2 separate regions of the Homo sapiens genome follow, and region 1 is linked to region 2. Evidence: read pairs that join two places in POLR2A ChIA-PET (ENCODE). Cell type or tissue: Caco-2. All regions are shown on one strand.

Region 1 (8,000 bases), 170 kb after region 2:
TTTCTAGTTCTGGGTTCTAGGGATATAGATATGAGTGAGGTGGCCGTTGTTGGGGAAAATCTCATGTATTAATGGGAAGACAGACACTGAAATATGAGACAGTGTAATGACTTTGTATATATACAAAGGTTTACACAGTACATACAAAGGGTTTATAGGAATTCTGCATAGTGGTAGTGAGGGCAGTTTCTGCAGTCATTTATCTAAGCCCTGAAGGTTTAGAAGGTTAATTTGTTGGTAGTGTGACTATTGAAATGACAAGAGATGACAGCCTAGATGTAGACTGACTAATAATGAGGTCTTGGGTGAACTAAATTCAGGACCTGAACCAAGATAGTGCCAGAAGTGGAAAGAAAGATGTTTTTAAGAGCTTGGGCTGTGGTGTCAGACTAAGGGGTGGTTCTCAACTAAGGGGGTTTTGCCTCCTAAGGGACATTTGAGAATGTCTGGAGACATTTTGGGTTGTTACAACTTGGAGCACCTAGTGAGTAGAGGCCAGATATACTGCTACACATCCTAAAATGCATGGGACAGCATCCTAATCTAAGAGTTCCCCAGCTCAAAATGTCATTAGTTCTGAGGCTGAGAAATCTTGCATTAGAGTTTGAATCCTAGCCCTTCCAAATGTCCTCACCAATACTTGGTCTTGTGATTCTTTCTTTTTTTTTTGTTTTTTGAACAGGTCTGTAGAGGTACAGTTGGCATACAGTGAGCTGTACATATTTGAAGTGTACAATTTGATAAGTTTTGAAATACATGTATACCCTTAAAACCACCACCATTGTTTGCCATTCTGTGGGTGTACACTGGTACGTGTCATTGTGGTTTTCATTTGCCTTTCCCTGATGACTGATAATGTTGAGTATCTTTTCATGTGCTAATTTGCCATTCATATAACTTAGTGAAGTATCCAAATCTTTTGCTCACTTTTTGTCAGTTGTTTGTCTTCTTACATAGTTGTAAGAGTTCTTTATGTATTCTAAAAACAAAATTTAAAAAAGCAAAATCTTTTTTTTTTGTTTTTGAGACGAAGTCTCACTTTATCACCCAGGCTGGAGTGCAGTGGTGTGATCTCATTTCACTGCACCCTCCGCCTCCCAGGTTCAAGTGATTCTCCTGCCTCAGCCTCTGTAGGAGCTGCGATTAAGGCGCCTGCTACCACACCCGGTGAATTTTTGTATTTTTAGTAGAGCTGGGGTTTCGCCATGTTGCCTAGGCTGGTCTCGAACTCCTGACCTCAAGTGATCTGCCCACAGCGGCCTCCCAAAGTGCTAGGATTACAGGTGTCAGCCACTGTGCCTGGCCACAAATTCATTATTAGGTATGTGTTTTGCTTATGTTTTCTCCCATGTATGGCTTGCCTTTTACTTTTCTCCACAGTATCTTGAGATGCTTGCAGCTTGAATAATAGGTTGGATGGGAATGCTTTTATTTATTTATTTATTTGTGAGATGGAGTCTCACTCTGTTGCCCAGGCTGGAGTGCAGTGGTGCGATCTTGGCTTACTGCAACCTCTGCCTCCCAAGTTCAAGTGATTCTCCTGCCTCAGCCTCCTGAGTAGCTGGGATTACAGGCGCGTGCCACCATGCCTGGCTAATTTGTATTTTTAGTAGAGATGGGGTTTCACCATGTTGGTCAGGCTGCTCTTGAACTCCTGTCCTCGTGATCTGCCTGCCTTGGCCTCCCAAAGTGCTGGGATTACAGGCATGAGCCACCGCACCAGCCTGAGAATGCTTTTAATTGAGACAGCAGACACAGGAGCAAGAGCAAGTTTGGGACGGTAAGAACATGAGTTTATTTTGGCTATATGGAGCGTAAGGTGCTTCAATGAACTGTCTTTAACCAGGCGGTTAAAAATATGGGTGTTTTGCAGAGAAGCAAGATAACGGCTTCAGGTATAGATTTTAAAGCATTCAGCAAACACGTGGTGATCCAAGTCATGCAAATGAATGGAATGGATCATTGGCTCATTGATCCATTGGATCACACCTGTAATCCAATGGCTGGATGCAGTGGCTCACACCTGTAATCCCAGCACTTTGGACGGCCGAGGTGGGTGGGTCATGAGGTCAGGAGTTTGAGACCAGCCTGGCTAACGTGATGAAACCCTTTCTCTACTAGAAATACAAAAACTAGCCAGGCGTGGTGGTACGTGCCTGTAATCCCAGCTACTCAGGAGGCTGAGGCAGGAGAATTGCTTAAACCCAGGAGCTGGTGGTTGCAGTGAGCCAAGATCGTGCCACTGCACCCTAACCTGGGTGACAGAGCATGACGCTGTCTCAAAAAAAAAAAAAAGGAAAAAAGAAAAGAAAATGAATGGGATAACCTAGCGAAAGCATGTTGAGTGAAATGCAAAGAAATAGAACGTACAGTAACACGGTGTAAAAATAGACCAAACTGCTTTCTGTCTTTTGGGTGTTATCTCTTTCTCTGCAGTGTTAATCTGTCCACTGCAGGGTATTTCTGTAGGTAGCCGTCAGACAGGTAGTGTTTATCTCCAGGAGTTTAGATCTCTGTACTCTTTGCTGAGAAACAGGTTCTGAAGGTAGTTTCTTGGAAAACTAGAACATTTTTCTAATCTACACTGAAACACAGGACTATTCTAGAGTTACAGAGCTCATGGTAGGTTTGCCTCAGCAACATCCGTACAGCAAATGCAGTGGTTTTGGTAAAGCCATTTCTTGTAGCATGGTCAGTGAAATCCTAGGGCATAAAGCTAAAATTCAGTTCTGTGAAAGCAGACTCTGCAGGGCCAAGATAGCATGGTCAGTGTATGCAGCATTTTCACGGTAATATTTTACTCAAGAATGAAACCTAGAAGAGTTAAGCAGTGATTTTCAAGGGCATTCAAAAAGAGCTCATAGGTCCTGTGGGACTCATTCAAGGGCTTCCTGGAGGGTAGAGTGCCAGGAGTTGCCAGAGGGAGGTTAACAAGCCTAGCCTCAGGCGCTACTCCTATATTTTATATATGTATATATGTTTATTTTTCTTTTTTTTTTTTTTTTGAGACGGAGTCTTGCTCTGTTGCCCAGGCTGGAGTGCAGTGGCACAATCTCGGCTCACTGCAACCTCCGCCTCCCGGGTTCCAGCGATTCTCCCTCCTCAGCCTCCCAAGTAGCTGGGATTACTGGTATCTCCCATCATGCCTGGCTAATTTTTTTTGTATTTTTGTAGAGATGGGGTTTCACCATGTTGGCCAGGCTGGTGTTGAACTCCTGACCTTAGGTGATCCACCCGCCTCGGCCTCCCAAAGTGTTTGGATTACAGGCGTGAGCCACTGCGCCCAGTGCTAATAATTTTTTAAAAAAATATCTGTTTGTTAGCTGGATGTGGTGTTCTTGCACCTGTAGTCCCAGTCCCAGGTATTTGGGAGGCCGAGGTAGGAGCATCACTTGAGCCCAGGAGTGAGTTAATGCCCAGCCTGCACAATATAGTGAGACCTCTGTCTCCAAAAAAAAAAAAAAAAAAAAAAAAAAGCGGTTCAAACCAAGATCCAGATAAGGTTCATAACTTGTAATTAGTTGAGTAGCTCTTGAAGTCTTTTTTAGTCTATAGCTTTTCCACTCATTTTTTCCTGTACTATTTATTTTTTGAAGAAAGCATGTTCGTTATTAAGAGTTTTCCAGTCTTGGCCGGGCACAGTGGGTCACACCTGTAATCCCAGTACTTTGGGAGGCTGAGGCGGGCAGATCATGAGGTCAGGTCTCTACTAAAAGACAAAAAAAAAAAAAATTAGCCGGGATTGGTGGTGTGCAGCTGTAGTCCTAGCTACCCAGGAGGCTGAGTCAGGGGAATCGCTCCAACCCGGGAGGTAGAGGTTGCAGTGAACTGAGATTGTGCCACTGCACTCCAGCCTGGCAACAGAGCCAGACTCCATCTCAAAGAAAAAAAAAAGAGGTTTTCAGTCTGAATTTTTAATTTTTAAAAAAGTTGGTATATAATTTACATAGGGTGAAATTCACCTGTTTTAGTTCTTTGAATTTTGACGAACCTAGTTGTGTAATCACAACTATAATCATAATATAGAACAGTTCCATCACTCCCCAAAATTCCCTTCTGTCCCCCCGACCAATTGGCAACCACTGACCAGTTTTTCCACAGTCTGAATTTTGCTGACTTTATGACCTCATGGTATCACTTAGCATGCTTCTCTGTTCCGTTTGTGTCTTGTAAATTGATAGAGTTAATTTGCTTTTTTGTTTTAAGAATGCTTTGGCTGGACGTGGTGGCTCATGCCTGTAATCCCAGCACTTTGGAAGGCCGAGGCGGGCGGATCACCTGAGGTCAGGAGTTCGAAACCAGCCTGGCCAACATGGCAAAACCCCGTCTCTACTAAAAATACAAAAATTAGCTGGGCGTGGTGGTGGGCGCCTATAATCCCAGCTACTCGGGTGGCTGAGGCAGGAGAATCGCTTGAACCCAGGAGGTGGAGGTTGCAGTGAGCCGAGATAGCATTACGGCACTCCACCCTGGGCAACAGAGCAAGACTCCATCTCAACAAAAAAAAAGAAAAGAAAAGAAAAACTGCAGCATAGAAGTGATGTGAACTTTCATTAAAGCTTCTCTTTTTTATGTTAGGAACCCATAGTAATCGGTATCTAGATTTATGAATTCATTAGGGTTGCAAATGTTGAAATTCTAATTGTTTTGCCCATGCGTGGTGGCTCACACCTGTAATCCCAGCACTTTGGGAGGCTGAGGCTGGTGGATCACCTGAGGACAGGAGTTCAAGACCAGCCTGGCCAACATGGTGAAACCCCATCTCTATTGAAAATACAAAAATCAGCCAGGTGTGGTGGCACGTGCCTGTAATCCCATCTACTTGGTAGGCTGATGCAGGAGAATCACTTGAACCCGGGAGGTGGAGGTTGCAGTGAGCCAAGATCATGCCACTGCACTCCAGCCTGGGTGACAGAGTGAGGCTCTGTCTCAAAAAAAAAAAAAAAAAAAAAAAAAAAGAAATTCTAATTCTTTCATTCCTTCTTTTTATTTATTTTTTTTAAGTTGGAGTCTGCGTGATCTCGGCTCACTGCAACCTCCGCCCCCTGGGTTCAAGCGATTCTCCTGCCTCAGCCAACTGAGTAGTTAGGATTACAGGCGTGCACCACCACTCCTGGCTAACTTTTGTATTTTTAGTAGAGACGGGGTTTCACCATGTTAACCAGGCTGGTCTGGAACTCCTGACCTCAAGTGATCGGCTCGCCTCAGCCTCTCAAAGTGCTAGGATTACAGGCGTGAGTGCCACTGTGCCTGTCTCATTCCCTCTTCATTATTAGCTGGAATACTTCCAGAAAGAGACATTTCCCTTACTGACTGAAACAATTTTTTGAATTTTATTTATTTATATATGAGAGGGAGTTTTGCTCTTGTTGCTTAGGCTGGAGTGCAATGGCGTGATCTCGGTGCACTGAAGTCTCCGCCTCCTGGATTCAAGCGATTCTCCTGCCTCAGTCTCCCGAATAGCTGGGATTAAAGTTGTGCACCACCACACCCAGCAAATTTTTATATTTTTAGTAAGGATGGGGTTTCTCCATGTTGGCCAGGCTGGTCGTGAACTCCTGACCTCAGGTGATAGACCTGCCTCAGACTCCCAAAATGCTGGGATTACAGGCGTGAGCCACTGTGCCCGGCCTGAATTCAATTATTTATTTTTTTTTTTTGAGACGGAGTTTCGCTCTGTCGCCCAGGCTGGAGTGCAGTGGCACAATCTCGGCTCACTGCAAGCTCTGCCTCCTGGGTTCATGCTATTCTCCTGCCTCAGCCTCCCAAGCAGCTGGGACCACAGGCACACACCACCACACCCGGCTAATTTTTTGTATTTTTAGTAGAGACGGCATTTCACTGTGTTAGCCAGGATGGTCTCGATCTCCTGACCTCGTGATCCACCCGCCTCGGACTCCCAAAGTGCTGGGATTACAGGCGTGAGCCACAGCGCCTGGCCATTTTTGTATTTTTAATAGAGATGGGGTTTCACCATGTTGGCCAGGCTGGTCTCGAACTCCTGACCTAAGGTGATCCACCTGCCTCAGCTCCACAAAGTGCTGGGATTACAAGTGTGGGCCACCGCACCCGGCCAAATTACCCGTATACATTTTAGAGAAGGGGGTCTTGCTCTGTTGCCCAGGCTGGAGGGCAGTGCCACAGTCACAGCTTACAGCACCTTGAACGCCTGGGCTCAAGCAGTCCTCCCACCTCAACCTCCTGAGTAGCTGGTGCCATGTGCCACTGTGCCCGGCAGGTTTTTTATTTTTAAAAATTGTTTGTATTGATGGGTGTCTCACTTTGTTACCCAGGCTGGTTGCAAATTTCTGGCCTCAAGCAATCCTTCTGCCCCAGCCTCCCAAAGTTCTGGAATTATAGCTGTGAGCCACTCACTGCACCTGGCCTAGAATTTTTTTTTTTTTTGAGATGCAGTCTCACTCTGTTGGCCAGGCTGGAGTGCAGTGGTGTGATCTCAGCTCACTGAGACTTCCACCTCCTGGGTTCAAGCAATTCCCCTGTCTCAGCCTCCCGAGTAGCTGGGACTACAGGAACGCACCACCATATCTGGCTAATTTTTGTATTTTTAATAGAGACAGAGTTTTGCCATGTTGGCCAGGCTGGTCTCAAACTCCTGACCTCAGTTGATCCACCCACCTCTGCCTCCCAAAGTGCTGGGATTACAGGCGTGTGCCACCTCGTTCGGCCGGAAAAATCTTAAATGGAGCAGCTTGTTTGGAACTTTCTTTGAAACCACCAATATTACTTATTTGCAAAAGATATCCATAGGTTAGTACATTAATTGACTGTATAGCACATATGAATCTTACCTCATGAAATCAGGTAAGCAAAAAGTATTAACAATATTTTAATTCCTTTAAATGAAATCAAATTCTGCCCTTGGGGGCAGGTGTGGTGGCTCGTACCTGTAACCCCAGCACTTTGGGATTCTGAGGTGAGAGCGTAGTTTGAGCTCAGACTAGCCTGGGCAACATAATGAGAACCCGTCTCAAAAAAAAAAAAAAAAATTCTGCCCTGGGACCTTCTCCCCCTCAATTCTACCAAACTGGTTAGAAATACAATCTCAGTGATTAATAATAGAGATCCACCCCTCCTTAGAGTTATGTGAGACTCTAATAGGCTTTTGAGGTACCAGGAGAAGGGTGGAAGGTTGATTTTCAGCCTGTGCTGGATGTGACTGAGCACATTGTCTAAGAGGATATGAGGCGTTGAAGCCTGGGGATTCTGATGTACAGGCTTCAGCTTTGCTTGGTACAACACATGCCCATTTCTCTCTGAGGACTTGGGCACTGCTAGGACGTGGGGTTGCAGGTTCCCTTTTTGTGGATTCTGAAGGAATTCCTTCTTCTCAGATAAATTGCTCCCATTTTTCTTCTTATTTCTACCTAACCCCCAGCTCCCGCCAAAGGCACTCATTGTTCTACCCTTCTTCCCTCAGTATAATCTCCTCAAGGAGTTCATATTTTCAGAAAACATGCACAAACCTCCCTTGAGGCAAAGAAGCAAATAGGACTATCATCTTGGGGATTGGGAAGTACCATGATAATAAAACATCCATTGATGTCTTAATAACTTATCTGGCTACTTATATTTTCATCAGTAATTCTAGTCCCTGTAGTGGGACTTAATGATCTATCCAAAAATGATTTGATTTTCCCTTCTTTAAAAGATGGAGCTGAATTCTCCTCCCTTGAGTGTGGGCTGGACTTAGCGATGCACTTCTAGTGAATAGAACACAGGAGAAGTGATGAGATGTCTCTTCCCAGATTGGGTTTTTAAAAGACTGGTTTCTGCCTTGCATGTGTGTTCTCTCTCTCTCTCTCACACACACACACACACACACACCCACACCCACCCACCCACCTCACTTTGCGGGAGGCTAGCTGGCTAGCTCAGATTGGGTTTTAAAAAAACTGGCTTCTGCCTTGCATGTGTGTTCTGTCTCTCTCTCTCTGACTTCTGCCTTGCATGTGTGTTCTCTCTCTCTCTCACACACACAC
Region 2 (8,000 bases):
GTCTCACTCTGTCACCCAGGCTAGAGTGCAGTGGTGCGATTTTGGCTCACTGCAACCTCCACCTCCCGGGTTCAAGCCATTCTCCTGCCTCAGCCTCCCGAGTAGCTGGGATTACAGGCGTATGCCACCATGCCCCGCTAATTTTTGTATTTTTAGTAGAGATGGGGTTTCATCATCTTGGCCTGGCTGGTCTTGAACTCCTGACCTCGTGATCCACCCACCTCGGCCTCCCAAAGTGCTAGGATTACAGGTGTCAGCCACCACACCCAGCTGGAAACCTATATATTAAATAATATTAGGAGAAAAGCAGAACAGATAATTTACTCTCTACAACAACATTTTTTTTTTCTTTTGAGGAGACAGAGTCTCGCTCTATGGCCCAGGCTGGAGTGCAGTGGCACAATCTCGGCCCACTGCAACCTCCACCTCCCGGGTTCAAGCAATTCTCTGCCTCAGCCTCCCGAGTAGCTGGGATTACAGGCGCCTACCACAATGCCCAGATAATTGTTGTATTTTTAGTAGAGACGGAGTTTCACCATCTTGGCCAGGCTGGTCTTAAACTCCTGCCCTCATGATCCACCCGCCTTGGCCTCCCAAAGTGCTGGGATTATAGGTGTGAGCCACCACGCCCAGCCAACAATAACATTTTATATAGACAAAGACACAAAACCAATTGGTGTGATATAAAATGTCAATGCTTAAGTTACAATTTTCTATAAAAGTGCCTAAGTTACTTAATAATCCAAATAAACTGTATTATAAGCAAAGACTCACCTTAACATTGATGTAAATTATCTTAAATAATGCACTTTGTTGGAAACAGATTCATTTATTTATAGTTACTAATTTATTTACAGAATCATAGTGGTTCACAAAACTTAAAACCTGAAAATCATCTCTTTACCTGGTTATGATAAGCCGATCCAAATTGATTCTCTGTTGCTTCGCAATCCATGCTGTACGATACAACTTTTCAGCTGTCTTAAGTACATCTGCATTGAGCCTCTGAATGAGCTGTTTCTCAGAGTTTACATATAAGCGTTCCTGCTTGAGGTGATGAGCCAGAGTATGAATATCTAGTTTCACCATCTTCAATGTGGGAAAGGCTCAAAGGCTGATCACTAAGAGTAAAAAGATAAAGATTTAAAGTTTATGTATGTCACTTAAGTTCTTTTCTAAAATCAAAAGGGACAGGAGAATACTTTAAGAATTCAGTTACATTTGGGCAGGCGCGGTGGCTCATGCCTATAATCCCAGCACTTTGGGAGGCCAAGGCGGGCGGATTACAAGATCAAGAGATCGAGACCACCCTGGCCAACATGGTGAAACCCCTGTCTCTACTAAAACACAAAAAATTAGCCAGGTGCGGTGGGGCGCGCCTGTAGTCCCGGCTACTCAGAAGGCTGAGGCAGGGGGATTCCTTGAACCCGGGAGACAGAGGTTGCAGTGAGCTGAGATTGCATCACTGCACCCCAGCCTGATAACAGAGCAAGAATCGTTCTCAAAAAAAAAAAAAAAAAAAAAAAAAATTAGGTTACATTTGATGCCACTTTTAACTCTAATTTTCAAATAATCTCTATCTTTTTATTACAGAAGTATTACAGGTTCAGCATAGAAAAATTGGTAAATACAGATAAGCAAAAAGAAAAAAAAGCTCACTGCTAAGGCCACCGCTTAGAGACAGGTGCTGTAAACCCTGTGTATATCCTCAAATACAATGTCTATTTGTTAACCCCAGAGTTATCCTTGACTGTGCTCTTTCTAATCACAATCAAAATATCCTGTTGATTCTATCTTCAAAATATATTTAAAATCTGACTACTTATTCCCCCCTCCATTGCTAATCACATCAATTCTCACTAGGAGGTGCATAATCACCACATCCTAAGTGATCTCGCTGCTTCCTTTCTTGTACTTCTAGAGTCTGTTCTCTACATAGCATAGTGAATTAAAAAGTCAGATCACAGCCGGGCGCGGTGGCTCACGCATGTAATCCCAGCACTTTGGGAGGCCAAGGCAGGTGGATCACCTGAGGTCAGGAGTTCGAGACCAGCCTGGTTAACATGATGAAACCCCGTTTCTACTAAAAATACAAAAATTAGTTGGGTGTGGTGGTGTACACCTGTAGTCCTAGCTACTCGGGAGGCTGAGGCAGGAGAATTGTTTGAACCTGGTAGGCGGAGGTTGCAGTGAGGTGAGATCATGCCACTGCACTCCAGCCTGGGCAATAGAGTGAGACTCTATCTCAAAAAACAAAACAAAACAAAACTTAAGTCAGATCACTTCATTCCCCTACTGGAAACCATCCACAGGCTTTATTTCATGATAGAATGAAATCTGAAGGTCCTATATGATCTACCCCTGGCTACTTCTCCAATTTCCTCTCCTACAATCCCACCCTAGTTCACACAGCTCCAGAACATCTGCCTTCTTGCTGTTCCTTGAACAGGCCAAGCATGTCCCTCTCTCAAAGTGTCCACATTTGCTGACCTCTCTGTCTGGAAGGTTATCCAGTATCTTCATTCCATTCAGATCTCTCCACTCAAACGTGTATTTAGAAAGGCCTTCTCAGACAACTCCTTCTAAAATAGAAAATATAACTTCCTAATCCCTCTTCTGGCCTTTTAAAAAAGCACTGCCCCTATCTAGCATTATATTACAGATATCTACCTGCATGTTAATCGTGCTTATTGTGAGGCTTCCCCACTAGAAGGTAAGTGACAGCAGGGCCAAGCCTTGTTTGCTTTGTTCATTCACAGCTGTAATTTCAGGGACTAGGAGACGGCCTAGTTCACAGCAGGAGTTGAATAAATATTTGCCAAAGGAATAAATGAAATCTCACTACTCTTATTTATCTAGCAGCTAAACAAACTGATACAAATAGCACACATATTTTAAAGCATTATTATTTAAGCTATGCCCTTGAATCTAGAATTTGTGCCAGATCACAAATGTTAAATCAACAACAGAAATACCTGTGGCACAGATAACAAAACATAATATTGTGTGTCTGGGCAGCAGACAGTCATCAAGTTAGCAAAAAATTTCTTGGGTTGGGCACGGTGGCTCACACCTGTAATCCTAGCACTCTGGGAGGCCAAGGCAGGTGGCTCACTTGAGGTCAGGAGTTTGAGACCAGCCTGGCCAACATGGTGAGACCCTGTCTCTACTAAAAATACAAAAATTCACCAGGCGTGGTGGCAGGTGGCTGCAATCCCAGCTACTCAGGAGGCTGAGACAGGAGAAACTTGAACCCAGGAGGCAGAGGTTGCAGTGAGCTGAAATCGCACCACTGCACTCCAGCATGGGCAACAGAACGAGACTGTCTCCAAAAAAATAGGAGAAAAAAAAAAAAAAGGCCAGGCACAGTGGCTCACACCTGTAATCCCAGCACTTTGGGAGGCCAAGGCAAGGGGATCACCTGAGATCAGGAGTTCAAGACCAGCCTGACCATCATGGAGAAACCTGGTCTCTACCAAAAACACAAAATTAGCCGGGCATGGTGGCACATGCCTGTAATCCCAGTTACTCAGGAGACTGAGGCAAGAGCATTGCTTGAACCCAGGAGGCAGAGGTTGCAGTGAGCTGAGATCGCGCCACTGCACTCCAGTCTGGTGACAGAGTAAGACTCCATCTCAAAAAAAAAAAAAAACCTAAGAACTATATGTGGCCGGGTGTGGTGGCTCACACCTGTAATCCCAGCACTTTGGGAGGCTGAGGCAGAGAATTGCTTGAACCCGGGAGGTGGAGGTTGCAGTGGGCCGAGATTGTGCCACTGCACTCCAGCCTGGGCAACAAAGCAAGACTCTCTCTCAAAAAAAAAAAAAAAGGAAGAAAGAAAGAAAGTGTTAGGATGTCTGCAACTTGTACATGGTTCAGCAAAAACATTAAGAGAATTTTTTTAAATATAGCTAAATATAAACTGTTGAACTGAGGTGGTAGGTATATAATGATCGCTGTGCTATCTTTCAATGGTTTTTGTATGTTAGAAATTTTTCATAATTAAAAAATGGGGTAAAATACTTTAGAAATTCTCAAACTGTGCCTTTCTTGCTGCTTAATTCAATGTAATTGAACAAATATATGACTGAGTTTCGCTGGAGCCTAGCCAAATCGCCTAATCTCAAGGAGCTCACAACCTAATTACAATTGAAATATTGTTCAAGATAGAAAGAGAACATAAAATGTTTTCAATGACACAGCAAAATATGAGCCAATTCATGCAATTTAGAAATTAAAGTCTTCAAACACAACTTTACGTTAAAAAATTAACACATGAGGCTGGGCATGGTGGCTCATACCTGTAATCCCAGCACTTTGGGAGGCTAATGTGGGCGGATCACTTGAGCTCAGGAGTTCAAGATCAGTCTGGCCAACATGGTGAAACCCCGTCTCTACTAAAAATACAAAAACTAGCCGGGTGTGGTGGCGCATACCTGAATGCCAGCTACTTGGGAGGGTCAGATGGGAGGATCGCTTGAACCCGGGAGGCGGAGGTTACAGTGAGCTGAGATCGTGTCACTGCACTCCAGCCTGGGTGACAGAGCCAGACCCTGTCCCAAAAAAAAAAAAAAAAAAAAAGATTGAGGAAAAGGGTTTGATAATTTAAAAAGTATACCAATTTGTTCTGCTTTTCTAAGACACCACTATAATATCAGAGGAGTTCAGGGTCACCAGGAATAGCTTAAATAAAATTTAGACATGAATAACTAAAAGTAGGAAAATTTTTACAATACTGAAGACAACAGAAAAGTACAGACATTAGGAAATAAATCAGTTTGTTTCCTGAAAAGTAACAATAACATGACCATCAAACTAACAATAATAATATTAATATCAAACTAGCATTTATTTAGGAGTTATGCCAAGTACTCTGCTATTCTTTTTCCTAATTGAACTCTTACAACCCTGTGACAGGTGTACTCTCATTATCCTCATTTGACAGTTGAGAAAAGTATTGACATATCTAGTATGTAGCTAAGTCAAGATTCAAACAAACTCAGTTCTGTCTGACTCGAAAGAAGCACTTGCTCTCAATCAACTAATCTAAACATTTTGTCAGTAACATCTACTTTAATTTCTAGTTCTGTTAAAAATTTACTCCTTAAAGTTCCTGTTACCTATTGGTTTTTATAGAACTTTATTTGGCTTCTGATGACATCTACTTCATTTGAGTTTACACCCAAATACCACACAAAACATAGTGTCTCCAGCCCTTATCTCTTGACTGAGCTTAAATTCTTTATTTCCTCTACCTGCAAAACATCTGAATATCAAGACAGAATTTCAGAATTGAAAAGTTTATTAAAAGCCATTTCTCTCAGCACCATAGGAAAGTTTGAAAAAAAAAAAAAAAAACCATTTTAGCTGGGTACGGTGGCTCACGCCTGTAATCCCAGCATTTTGGGAGGCTGAGGCAGGTGGATCACAACGTCTGGAGTTTGAGACCAGCCTGACCAACATGGTGAAACCCCGTCTCTACTAAAAAATTCAAAAATTAGCCGGGCATGGTGACACGCGCCTGTAGTCCCAGCTACTCAGGAGGCTGAGGCAGAAGAATTGCTCAAACCCAAGAGGTGAAGGTTGCAGTGAGCCGAGATCACGCGCTGCACTCCAGCCTGGGCGACAGAGCGAGATTCCGTCTCAAAAAAAAAAAAAAAAAGCCATTTTGGCCGGGCGCAGTGGCTCATGCCTGTAATCCCAGCACTTTGGGAGGTGGAGGCGGGTGGATCACTTGAGATCAGGAGTTCGAGACCAGCCTGACCAACACTGTGAAACCCTGTCTCTACTAAAAATATAAAAATTGGCCAGGCACAGTGGCTCACGCCTGTAATCCCAGCACTTTCAGAGGCCGAGGTGGGCGGATCACGAGGTCAAGAGATTGAGATCACCAACATGGTGAAACCCTATCTCCACTTAAAAACACAAAAATTAGCTGGGCATGGTGGTGCACACCCGTAGTCCCAGCTACTAGGGAGGCTAGGGCAGAAGAATCGCTTGAAGCCAGGAGGCGGAGGTTGCAGTGAGCTGAGACTGTACCACTGCACTCCAGACTGGCAACAGAGTGAGACGCCATCTCAAAAAAACAAAAACAGAAACAAAAACTTATATATATATATATATATATATATATATATATATATATATATATATATATAAAATATATTTTTATATATATATTTTTTTATATTTCATATATAAATATAAAAATTTTTATATATTTTATTTTATATTATATATAATATAAAAATGTATATATTTTATAAAAACATAAAATATATATTTATATAAAATATAAAAATATATATTTAATATAAATATATAATATATATATTTTTATATTATATATATAATATATATATTTTTATATTATATATATATAATATATATAAAATTAGCTGGGCATGGTGGCAGCTGCCTGTCATCCCAGCTACTCGGGAGGCTGAAGCAGAAGAATCGCTTGAACCCGGGTGGCAGAGGTTAGAGTCAACTGAGATCACACCAATGCACTCCAGCCTGGCCAACAAGCAAAACTCTATCTCAAAAAAAAAAAAAGCCATTTCTCTACTTTAATTCAGCAATTATTTCTGAAATGTATTCACTGTGCCAGGCACTGACAATACAGAACAAAACAGACACAATCTCTGTCCTCATAAAGCTTAGTCAACTGTGAAGCTAAGAACAAGGAAATTACAAGTCACTACAGGTATGATGAAAGGAGACCTAAGAGTCCAATCACCCAAGATTCAAACATATCCTAGAGCATAGCAATCTCCCTTCTAAAACCAGCAACTCTTTCAGACTTTTCTATTTCTGTCATGGCACAAACAGGTTCCTAGACTCCAAACTCAGGAACCATCCTCTCCTCAGCAAGGTCTGTCACCAAGTTCTACTCTCACATTGGTCCTTTCCTTTTGAATTGTTCTGCAAATAACCAAATTCCATATCATAAATCCATGACAACTGGAAAAATTTCCTAACATGTTCCTATACTTCAAGTTTCTTCTCTCTCCAACCTACCCTACACTGTCAGATTGGTATTTCCAAAGCAACAGTTAATATAATCCTTCCCAATCCCTCCAGAATTCCTTTTGAAAGCCATTAATGATTTCCCAATAGTGCCAGAATATATTAAAACATCTGCAGAAGTCAGGAGAGCCTGTGTGCTCAATTAAGACTCCCCTTAATTAATACTCCATACTTCCAGTATCAGAAGCCAAATGGAAGCCCCAGAAAATCCTGCATGTATTTGGCAAGAAGATCTTCTCCTCTCCATTCCCTCAGCCCTTACTGCCAACCCCATCAAAATCTACCCTGGACCAGCCGGGCGTGGTGGTTCACGCCTGTAATCCTAGCACTTTGGGAGGCCAAGGCAGGCAGATCACTTGAGGTCAGGAGTTCAAGACCTGCCTGGCCAACATGGTGAAATCCCTCTAGTAAAAATACAAAAATTAGCCGGGCTTGGTGGTGCACACCTGTAATCCCAGCTACTCAGGAGGCTGAGGCAAGAAAATCACTTGAACCCGAGAGGCAGAGGTTGCAGTGAGCTGAGATCACAACACTGCACTCCAGCCTGGGTGACAGGGCAAGAGTGTCTAAAAAAAAAAAAATCTACCCTGGACCACCAAGTCTTAGTTTAGTCTGCCCTTTATTTCTGTTCATGTCAATCATAATAAAGTCAGAACTTCCAGGTCATCCTTTATCCTGCAAAACCAAATCTCTAAACAGCTTTGTGTTTCTTTTGTTGTTGTTGTCTTATGGTTTTGTTTTGTTTGCTGAGACAGGGTCTTGCTGTCATCCAAGCGGAGTGCAGTGGCGGTATCATGGCTCACTGCAGCCTCTATCTCCCAGACTCAAGCAATCCTCTCACCTCCGCCTCCCGAGTAGCTGTAGTTATATGACACTACAGCCAGCTAATTTTTAAAATTTGCTTTTTGTGGAGACAGAGTCTCACCATGTTGCTCAGGTCTCAAACTCTTGGGCTCAAGCAATCCTCCCAC

What was found. ChIA-PET counts read pairs that join two places held together with the same protein. Peaks named below come from ENCODE experiments on the same cell type or tissue, not always from the same donor. Only the 100,000 strongest peaks of a DNase experiment are listed, where the experiment ranks them.
Region 1: POLR2A ChIA-PET joins it to region 2 with 10 read pairs; 4 of 35 experiments call an interaction of 5 or more read pairs at or near these places.

What each region holds. Positions count from the first base shown.
Region 1 is chr9:125,126,413-125,134,412 of GRCh38, reverse strand. All of the region lies in intron 2 of SCAI (suppressor of cancer cell invasion), which reads left to right. Among named protein-coding and RNA genes, the nearest start is that of SCAI, 13 kb to the left of the region's middle. In Caco-2, no CTCF peak of the experiment used is centred here; no DNase peak of the experiment used is centred here.
Region 2 is chr9:125,292,011-125,300,010 of GRCh38, reverse strand. GAPVD1 (GTPase activating protein and VPS9 domains 1) reads right to left here. Exons shown (of 28, transcript NM_001282680.3): 3 at 4,437-4,553; 4 at 905-1,121. The coding sequence starts at 1,089. Among named protein-coding and RNA genes, the nearest start is that of GAPVD1, 34 kb to the right of the region's middle. In Caco-2, no CTCF peak of the experiment used is centred here; DNase peaks (open chromatin) are centred at 2,750 and 3,060.